2 separate regions of the Mus musculus genome follow, and region 1 is linked to region 2. The links are chromatin contacts, found by Hi-C or POLR2A ChIA-PET in ENCODE. All regions are on one chromosome and are shown on one strand. The core of a region is the stretch at or near the end of the contact, and the rest is flanking DNA. Distances in the headings are between cores, read along the strand shown. Region 1 holds the start of Mosmo (modulator of smoothened). Region 2 holds the start of Uqcrc2 (ubiquinol cytochrome c reductase core protein 2).

Region 1 (3,967 bases), core at 1,172-3,671, 42 kb after region 2:
TGGTGGCTCATCTCCGAATAGAAAGATCCCAGCTGTTTACTCAGGTGAGTGATGAGATGCCTCTGCTGCACACAAGGTCTGTTCAGGAGGAGAGGAAAAAGAGGCTCAAAGCAAGGACATGGACTTCTCAGTTCAAGTTAGCAGCAGGGCTGGAATTAGCACATACTTCTCCATCATTTTGCTCTCCCCCCACCCCACCCCCTCATTGCCCCTCAGTTTTGCTTCTGTTAAAATGTAGGTAGAGCTGTAGAGAAGGGAACTGTGTTGTCCTGTTACTGCAGAGACATGGGACTCTGAATTATCAGCGCGATTGGAGACAAACAGAGCGTGCGGCTAAAATGGGAAGTGGTGGGAACTGTGTGAGCACTGTGCTTGCCTCCTAATTACTATGCCTGTCTTACTTGTAGGAAAAGACCAGGTGAATCGCTGTTATCTACAATGATACGAAACCCCTGGAGAAGGATGGAGAATGTTTTTTAATCCTTCTAACACACATACACTCATACACACCCACGCAAGCACACACGAATACATACACACACACATGTACACACATGCACACACACACATTTTAATCACAGGTCTAGAATCTTGAATAGAAGAATACATATACTTCAAGATGTCCTGGTAAATACTGTTGGGGTAAAAGGAAGAATTTATACATTTTTTTTTCAAACTCAAGAATTAAAGTATCGTCATCCCACAGAGCTGGAGTTAAAACAGTCGCAAACTGTTCCAACATTTGGCCTTGATCAGTTATGAACATCAATGGGTATTAGTCAGGAATCCTCTCTGTTATAGTTACAGCTCCTTTTATTCTGGACAATCAAAACAGCAGATAAGCCAAAACTAAGCCGGGCGGTGGTGGCACACGCCTTTAATCCCAGCACTTGGGAGGCAAGGCACAGGCAGGCAGATTTCTGAGTTCGAGGCCAGCCTGGTCTACAAAATGAGTTCCAGGACAACCAGGGCTATACCCTGTCTTGAAAAAACAAACAAACATAAACAACAACAACAACAACAACAAAGCCAAAACTATGGCTCCTTAGAACTTCCCCAGTCTTTAGAACAAGAAAGGGAAGAGCTACTGCAGCAACTGATAGGCATTCTATCTGGATCCCCAGGAAACATGAATTACCTGAGTCAGTGTCAATGGCAGAGGAAAAATAAATTATGTAATTAAATATGCACTTTTAAAAAAATACTTGCCCCAAGAGACCAATGTTTGGGCTGAAAAGTCTTTAGACCAGCAATCAACTCCATTTTCCCCAATCTACGTGGTGGCACTGGTGCCCATTACGAAAGGATGCTGGATTTGGTGGAATTTGAAACCTCCTGAGTTTTGTGGACATGTAGGCATCCCAAAAATAGAGACAAAAGTCGCTCTTCTAGGTCTTTCTAGAGATAGCTTAGGTGGTACTTAAGTAGAAAAATCATCTCCATTTGCTCTATGGAGTGCTAAGAAAGAGATGGATATAAAGTCAGGGTTAATGGTGATTTAGCAGAGAGCCACGGTGGAAGGAAACCTCCAGGGGGTAGCAAAATCGTAGACAAATCCTGTTATTATAACAATTCATATTATTGTTTCCTGTTTATGCACTAAATCTAAGGCTCTCCCCACAACCTTACTCTGTAAATATCACTAAACACCTGGTAGGGGCAAACTAACAAACATTTCAGGTTATTCTTCATCGCTTTCTCTGTTATCAGCAAGTTCTTCCTTCTGTCTGCAAAACACACACATCTGCTCATTTTTCTCTTTCTTGACTACCATAACTAAAAACCACAATTCTCTGTCTTAGACTGCGGGGCCATTTCTGGTGTCCCTACATTCGCTGCCCCTCCCCCCATTATAATCTATTTATACCACAGATCTTCACAAACCAAATAAGGTCATGTCACTATCCTGGTCGAAAATCCTCCAGTTCCTTCCCATTGCATCTGGAACAAAATCCAAATACACATTTGGTGAATTTAAAGACAGGATCTCCCTGTTTAGCCTAGGTTGTCATGGAACTGGTGTCTTTCCAGCTTCCGCTTCCCGAGAGCTGGGATTCGTAGGCGCGTGCCCACCCCGAATGCCACCTCTGGCCTCTGCCTACCTTTTCTCCTGCCACTCACTCTCTAGTCACACGGGCCGTTCTGCAGGTCCCTGAACCTGACATCCACTTTCTCTCTCCCCAGTGACTGTTTCCTTGTCTCTGGAACAGTCTGCACCTAATTCTCACTGGACAAATCTTTAAGATCTCAGGGGTCTCCGACCCGAACCACCGTAGCAGCCCCGAGCGCCGGGCTGAGCCGACGCCCCCTCGGGAAGGCTCTGCAGGGCAGTCCTGGGCGCCGCCGGCCGGCGCGCGGTTTCGCTTCCGGGTGAGGGGCGGGCGGGCCGAGCAGTTCCGGGGCGGGCGGCGGCTGCGGGTCCCGGCGCGGAGGGCGCGAGCGCGCGGCGCGGGCCGAGGGCCGAGGGCGGCGGCGCGGGGACCCCGGGGCCCGGCGGCCCATGGGGCGCGAGGAGTGAGGCCGCGGCCTGCCCTGCGGTGGGGGGTGGGGGGAGCGGGGCGGGGCGATGGATAAACTGACCATCATCTCAGGATGTCTCTTTCTGGCCGCCGATATCTTCGCCATCGCCAGCATCGCCAACCCGGACTGGATCAACACCGGGGAGTCGGCGGGTGAGCGGCGTGCGCGGGCCGGGAGGGTGGCGGTCCCCCGGGTCGGCGATCCCGAGGGTTAAAGGTCGGCGCCGGGGTGGGGGGGCCGGCGGAGGCTGTTTGCCGTGGCTCCCCCTTTCCCCTTTGAAGTGTCTGTGGTTATAGTCTTTGCTTTATTTTTAGGCCTGGGGGGAGCTATAATAATACTAATAATAAACTTCATTTTATGGAGCATCTTTCATTCCAGCGCATCTCACGCACACACGCGCGCGCTGGAGATATCTTAATAGTAGTTAGAAAATTAAATAACACATTAGAGTCGCAGGCAGCCCCAGAGGCAGTGCCTGCTGGAACGTTGGCGCTGGAGGCGGGTGTCTGTGTGTGTGTGTGTGTGTGGGGTGTCCTCAAGAAAGAGGCGGGCATCTTTCCGAAGGGTATCCCAGGTGAATGCGCTGGCAGGGTTCTCAGCTCCAGCCCTCCCTTGCTTCTCTCTTTCTCACCTAGACCTGCGAGACCAAACCTTTAATTAATGTACACAGCTGTCAGGAGAACTGCTCAGAATTAAGGAACGGTCTTGTATTTGAACTGCTTGTTCAGCGAAGGTGAAGGGGAATGAGGAGTGGGACCCTTCAAATGATTTCTTATAAAATGTATCGTTGTGCTGTCAAACTTCTTAAGTGCCGCATAGGGTTCTCAATTTATCCAGCAATATTTTTAGCTCTTAAAACAAAACAAAACAAAACGGTAGCTGGGACATTTGTTGCTTTCTTCTTCCTCTCTAACCTAGACCTAGTAACACAAAATCATGCTGCCAGATGTACTGGTTATTAACATAACACTGAAGAATTCCACTTGTCTTGGCTGTAGAGTTTTAGCAGAGCTGTTAATTGTAACACATAAAAAGAGAGTTTGGGAATCATGTGGAGTTTGGTAATACCTGTGGGCTGTTTCTGAAAGTGTTGCTGACTCCAGACAGTGTACTTGACTATATGTGTGAACAGACATTCAGTTCATTATCACCGTTGTTTTTACTCTGACTGTATGTGTAGAGACTCCTTTGTGAGACTTTCTAAGTATCACATGCTTAGGAGCAAAGAAAGGTTCGCACTGTTGAGTAGAGAGATCCTTATTGGAAAAAGATCTTTTAGGTGGAATCCCTGTAGGTAGTGGCTGGAATGCCCACGAGCAAGGCAAGGCAGCTCGGGGAAGGGAAGTGCTACTATACATTATATAAGAGCAGAACGGTGCAGCCTTCCAGAGCTGATGTTGCAAAGGCCACTCGAGAGAAAGCAAGAGGAGAATAAATACAGCACTCA
Region 2 (3,855 bases), core at 578-3,077:
TATTTGTGATAGCCAGAAGCTGGAAACAACTGAGATGTCCCATGACAGAATGGATACAGGAAATGTGGTTCATTTACACAATGGAATACTACTCGGATATTAAGAATGAGGACAATCCTGAGTTTTGCAGGCTAATGGATGAAACTAGAAAGTATGATCCTGAGTGAGGTAACTGAGACCCAAAAGGACATGCATGGTATGTATTCTCTAATAAGTGGATATTAGCCAAAAAAGTACAAAATACCCAGAATACAGAACTCAAGAAGGTTAACAAGCCAAAGACCCAAGTCCTCAATCCCACTTGGGGGGGAGGGGTAGAAAGCATTAGGAGGGGGTGGGCAGAAGGAGGGACCTGGGTGGGAGAGGGGACAGGGAGAGGAAAAGGGGAACATGATCAGGTATTGGGGTAAGGGAGAATCAGGAGTGAAGCTCTGAGAGCCAGCAGAAAAGAATAGAAACCACCCCCCTCAGATGGGGGGACCCTCAGAGACCTGGGAAGTGAAAGACTCTCAGAACTCAAAGGGAGGGACCTTAAATGAAATGCCCAACAGTGGGGAAAGGGAACTTATAGAGTCCACCTCCAGTAGAAAAGCAGGACATCAAGTGGAGGGATGGGGTTGCCATCCCACAATCAAAAACTCTGACCCAGATCGTCCCTGTCTAAAAGAACTGCAGGGACAAAAATGGAGAACAGACTGAAGGAAAAGAGGTTCAGTGGCAGGCCCAAATTTGGATCCAGCTCAAGGGGAGGCTCCAAGGACTGACACTACCCTCAGAGAGGCCCAACAAGCAGCTGACTGAGACAGAAGCAGATAGTTACACCCAACCATTAGACTGAAGTCGGAGACCCCTGCGGTTGAATTAGGGGAAAGACTGGAAGAAGCTGAGGAGGAGGAGGGCAACCCCATAGCAAGACCAACAACAGTCTCAATTAACCTGAACCCCTGAGTTCTCTCAGACACAGAGCCACCAACCAGGCAGCATACATGAGCTAGTCCGAGGTCCCAACATATATACAGCAGAGGACTACCTGGTCTGGCCTCAGTGGGAGAAGAGGCACCTAACTTGAGAAACGAGGCCCCAGGGAGTACTGAGGCCTGGCGGGGGCATCCTCTTAGAGAAGGGGTAGGAGGAATGGGATGAGGAACTGTGGGAGGGGCGGACCGGGAATCTGGCAACGACTGGACTGTAAAAAAAATAAAAGTAACCAAAAACATTTTTAAGCAGCTATGCGGCTTCATGAAAGCAGTGGTTCCCGAATTAGTCTCAATCATAGTGTAACACACGAATGATTTGTGCCATATGTCTGTATCACCAACAGTTAAACATTTTTAAGTACAATAGAAGACTATATTAAGTCCCTGATTATACACACACGCGCAAATTTGCGCGAGAAAATTTCACGAGATTGAGTCCTTGCTGGTGACGATCTCCTTGCGGCAAGGAGACCTACAAGTGTGTCGATCTGTTCGACGAGACATTCGTCCTGCCAGTTTCTGTGAACTCGGTCACCAAGTTCGCGGTACCGGGAAGACTACAGTAAAAGTGGCGAGGGACGACCTCCGAGGAACAGGGAGTGCCGACGACTCCCGGACTTGCGAGGACTCACGGGCAGGCCCAAGACGGCTGGGGTGACTGTGACGGCTGCAGACGCAGCTGGGATTACAGGCTGCATGTCTTTTGCAGAAAAAGAACTCAGAAAGGATAACCTACAAAAGCTGCAATCTAGTCCGGGAGACCTCTAGCCTCTCCCCAGGAGCTGGGCTCGTCCCGCCTACCGGAGCAGTAGAGCACTGCATGCGTAGAGGGCCGCCGGTACAAGGGGGCGTGGGCAAGCTCGCAGTGCACACCGGGAAACTCGGTCCTCCGACCCCATCTTGCTTTGCTGTCTGCAGCGGTGACCGTGGGAAAGGGCAACTGCTAGAGCCATGAAGCTCCTCAGCAGGGCCGGGTCCTTCTCGGTGAGCATGGGACGTGCGTGGGGCAGGGCTGGGGACGCTTGTCGGCCACTCAGGAGCTGGGTGCGGAGTGTGCGGCCTTGGCCTCAGGCCTGGGTCTGCCCTTCAGGTAAACCCCGCGGAGAAGGGGGCTGCCAGCGAGCCGAGGCCTGGGAGGCTCGGCGGGTCCTGTGAGCAGCCGAGAGCTAACGCGGGGAAAGCGGAAGAGGAGGGTGGCCTGGAGAGTGGCGGAGAAGCGGCTCTCGGGAGATTCCTGAAGGTCACTCGAGAAGCAGGTAGGGTGTAGGCCAACGCCACCCGGGCCGCCTGCTTCCCCTACCTACGACCTCTGCCCCTGGGTTGATCCCGAGGCGTCGGTTTCCCCAATGCGTGCGAGTTTATTAAATTCACAAACGCGGTGCGCTGCTTATCTCAGTGCCGGCACCTTCGTTCCTGTCAGTACTCAGTCCCCGCATTCCTTAAGATGCTCGTTTTCTCGGGGTCCCATTTAAAGGCTTCCTCCAGGAGGGGCTCTTGATCTTTCTTCAAGACTAGCCCTAAAATATGTAGTTGTCACTTGCGGTGAGGAGAGGAGTACCTCATGTGTGTCAGCACGTTATCACGCTGGAATCGTGGTTTTCAAGAGATGAGAATGGGAGCATTTAAACTTCAACAAGGGCTAATTTGCCCCTACTAGCCGGTCACATGCGGAGCTTTTTATTCGTAACCACCTGTTGAGAGAGTGCTTCTAGCATCTAGAGGTCAGCGGTGCAGCTAGACATCCAACCATACAACAGCAGCCCCTACAGCACAGTTACAACGCGGAAATGCCAGGAGTGTCTGTGTTGAGAGACGACTAGACAGTGATACACCAGGCCTGGGCATAGTGTTTCCTTGTGCTTTATACTTACATATATGTGTTGTACAAATTTAGGCTGCAGTTGTATTCCTTGTGCCTAGACAGACCAATTGCTAGCAGTCCTTAGAGAGCAGGACTTTCCATGTGTTATTAAAACAAAGTAGAAATTGTATCTAAGTCTTTCCTGAAAGGAACCCAAAAGAAGCAGGAGATTTTAAACTTCACTACCCAAAAGCACAGAAGTGGAAGTGTGGATTATTCATATGTGGACTGTTACACTTGGATGTTACAGGAATTACATCTTGGGCACAGCTAAAAATTCACAGCTAAAAATCACAAGTGGCTGCATATACCTTATCCAGCAAACTAAAATGAAAATGACACAGTTAATTATATTCATAATTTACAAGCAGGACTGAAGGGATAAAGTAGTAATTCCATGAACAGGTGAAAACCAGCAGCCAGATTAGCCCAGCACTGACTGAGTGTTCAGCATACAGCAGTCTGGGCAGTGCCGAGTAGGAGCATTATAGAACTTTACAGGTACACTTGACAACATGTTTAGTGGATCTTAGCATCATGAAAGTGTATTTGCTTGCATGTCCATTAGTAATCCTGTGAACCCTAGACATAATTGGAATATCTTAATAGCTTTATACCATTGTGTATAATGTGTGTGTGTGTGTATGTGTGTGTGTGTATATGTGTGTGTAAAGTCAGTGCATTTAGATCCATCATCCAAGTTATTACATATTATGCTGAGAATTTGTTGTTGATTTTAGGATTGTGTAGATATTTGTTCAATAAAGCTAAGACCCTTTCTTGGTTGAATATGCCTAGTACAGCACCTGAAAGGGTGAAACTGTAGTGCAGACATTAAGGGCACTGGGAAACGATCCTTAAAGTGACCAAGGAGATGAAGGTGATTTTAGTAAAAATAAATGAAAGACTGACAAATGGAGGAAACAGGAATGCTGAAATCTGTTATGAAGTGTTAACAATCCAACTGTCCAGAAACTTTGAAATCATCACTACTAGAAGGAACGCTTGACATTTTAA

The links. A loop is a pair of places that touch in the nucleus more often than their neighbours do. ChIA-PET counts read pairs that join two places held with the same protein, here RNA polymerase II (POLR2A).
Region 1: a loop to region 2 is called in a map of heart, with 3 times the contacts of the local background. The contact joins the promoter of Mosmo here to the promoter of Uqcrc2 in region 2. A Hi-C loop is called at or near these places in 1 of 37 maps with a recorded cell type or tissue (heart). POLR2A ChIA-PET finds 5 or more read pairs at or near these places in 1 of 5 experiments (Patski).

What each region holds. Positions count from the first base shown.
Region 1 is chr7:120,675,199-120,679,165 of GRCm38, forward strand. Mosmo (modulator of smoothened) reads left to right here and starts at 2,422. Exons shown (of 3, transcript NM_001164580.1): 1 at 2,422-2,672. The coding sequence starts at 2,567. It also overlaps a transcript of Pdzd9 not described here.
Region 2 is chr7:120,633,362-120,637,216 of GRCm38, forward strand. Uqcrc2 (ubiquinol cytochrome c reductase core protein 2) reads left to right here and starts at 1,828. Exons shown (of 14, transcript NM_025899.2): 1 at 1,828-1,961. The coding sequence starts at 1,929.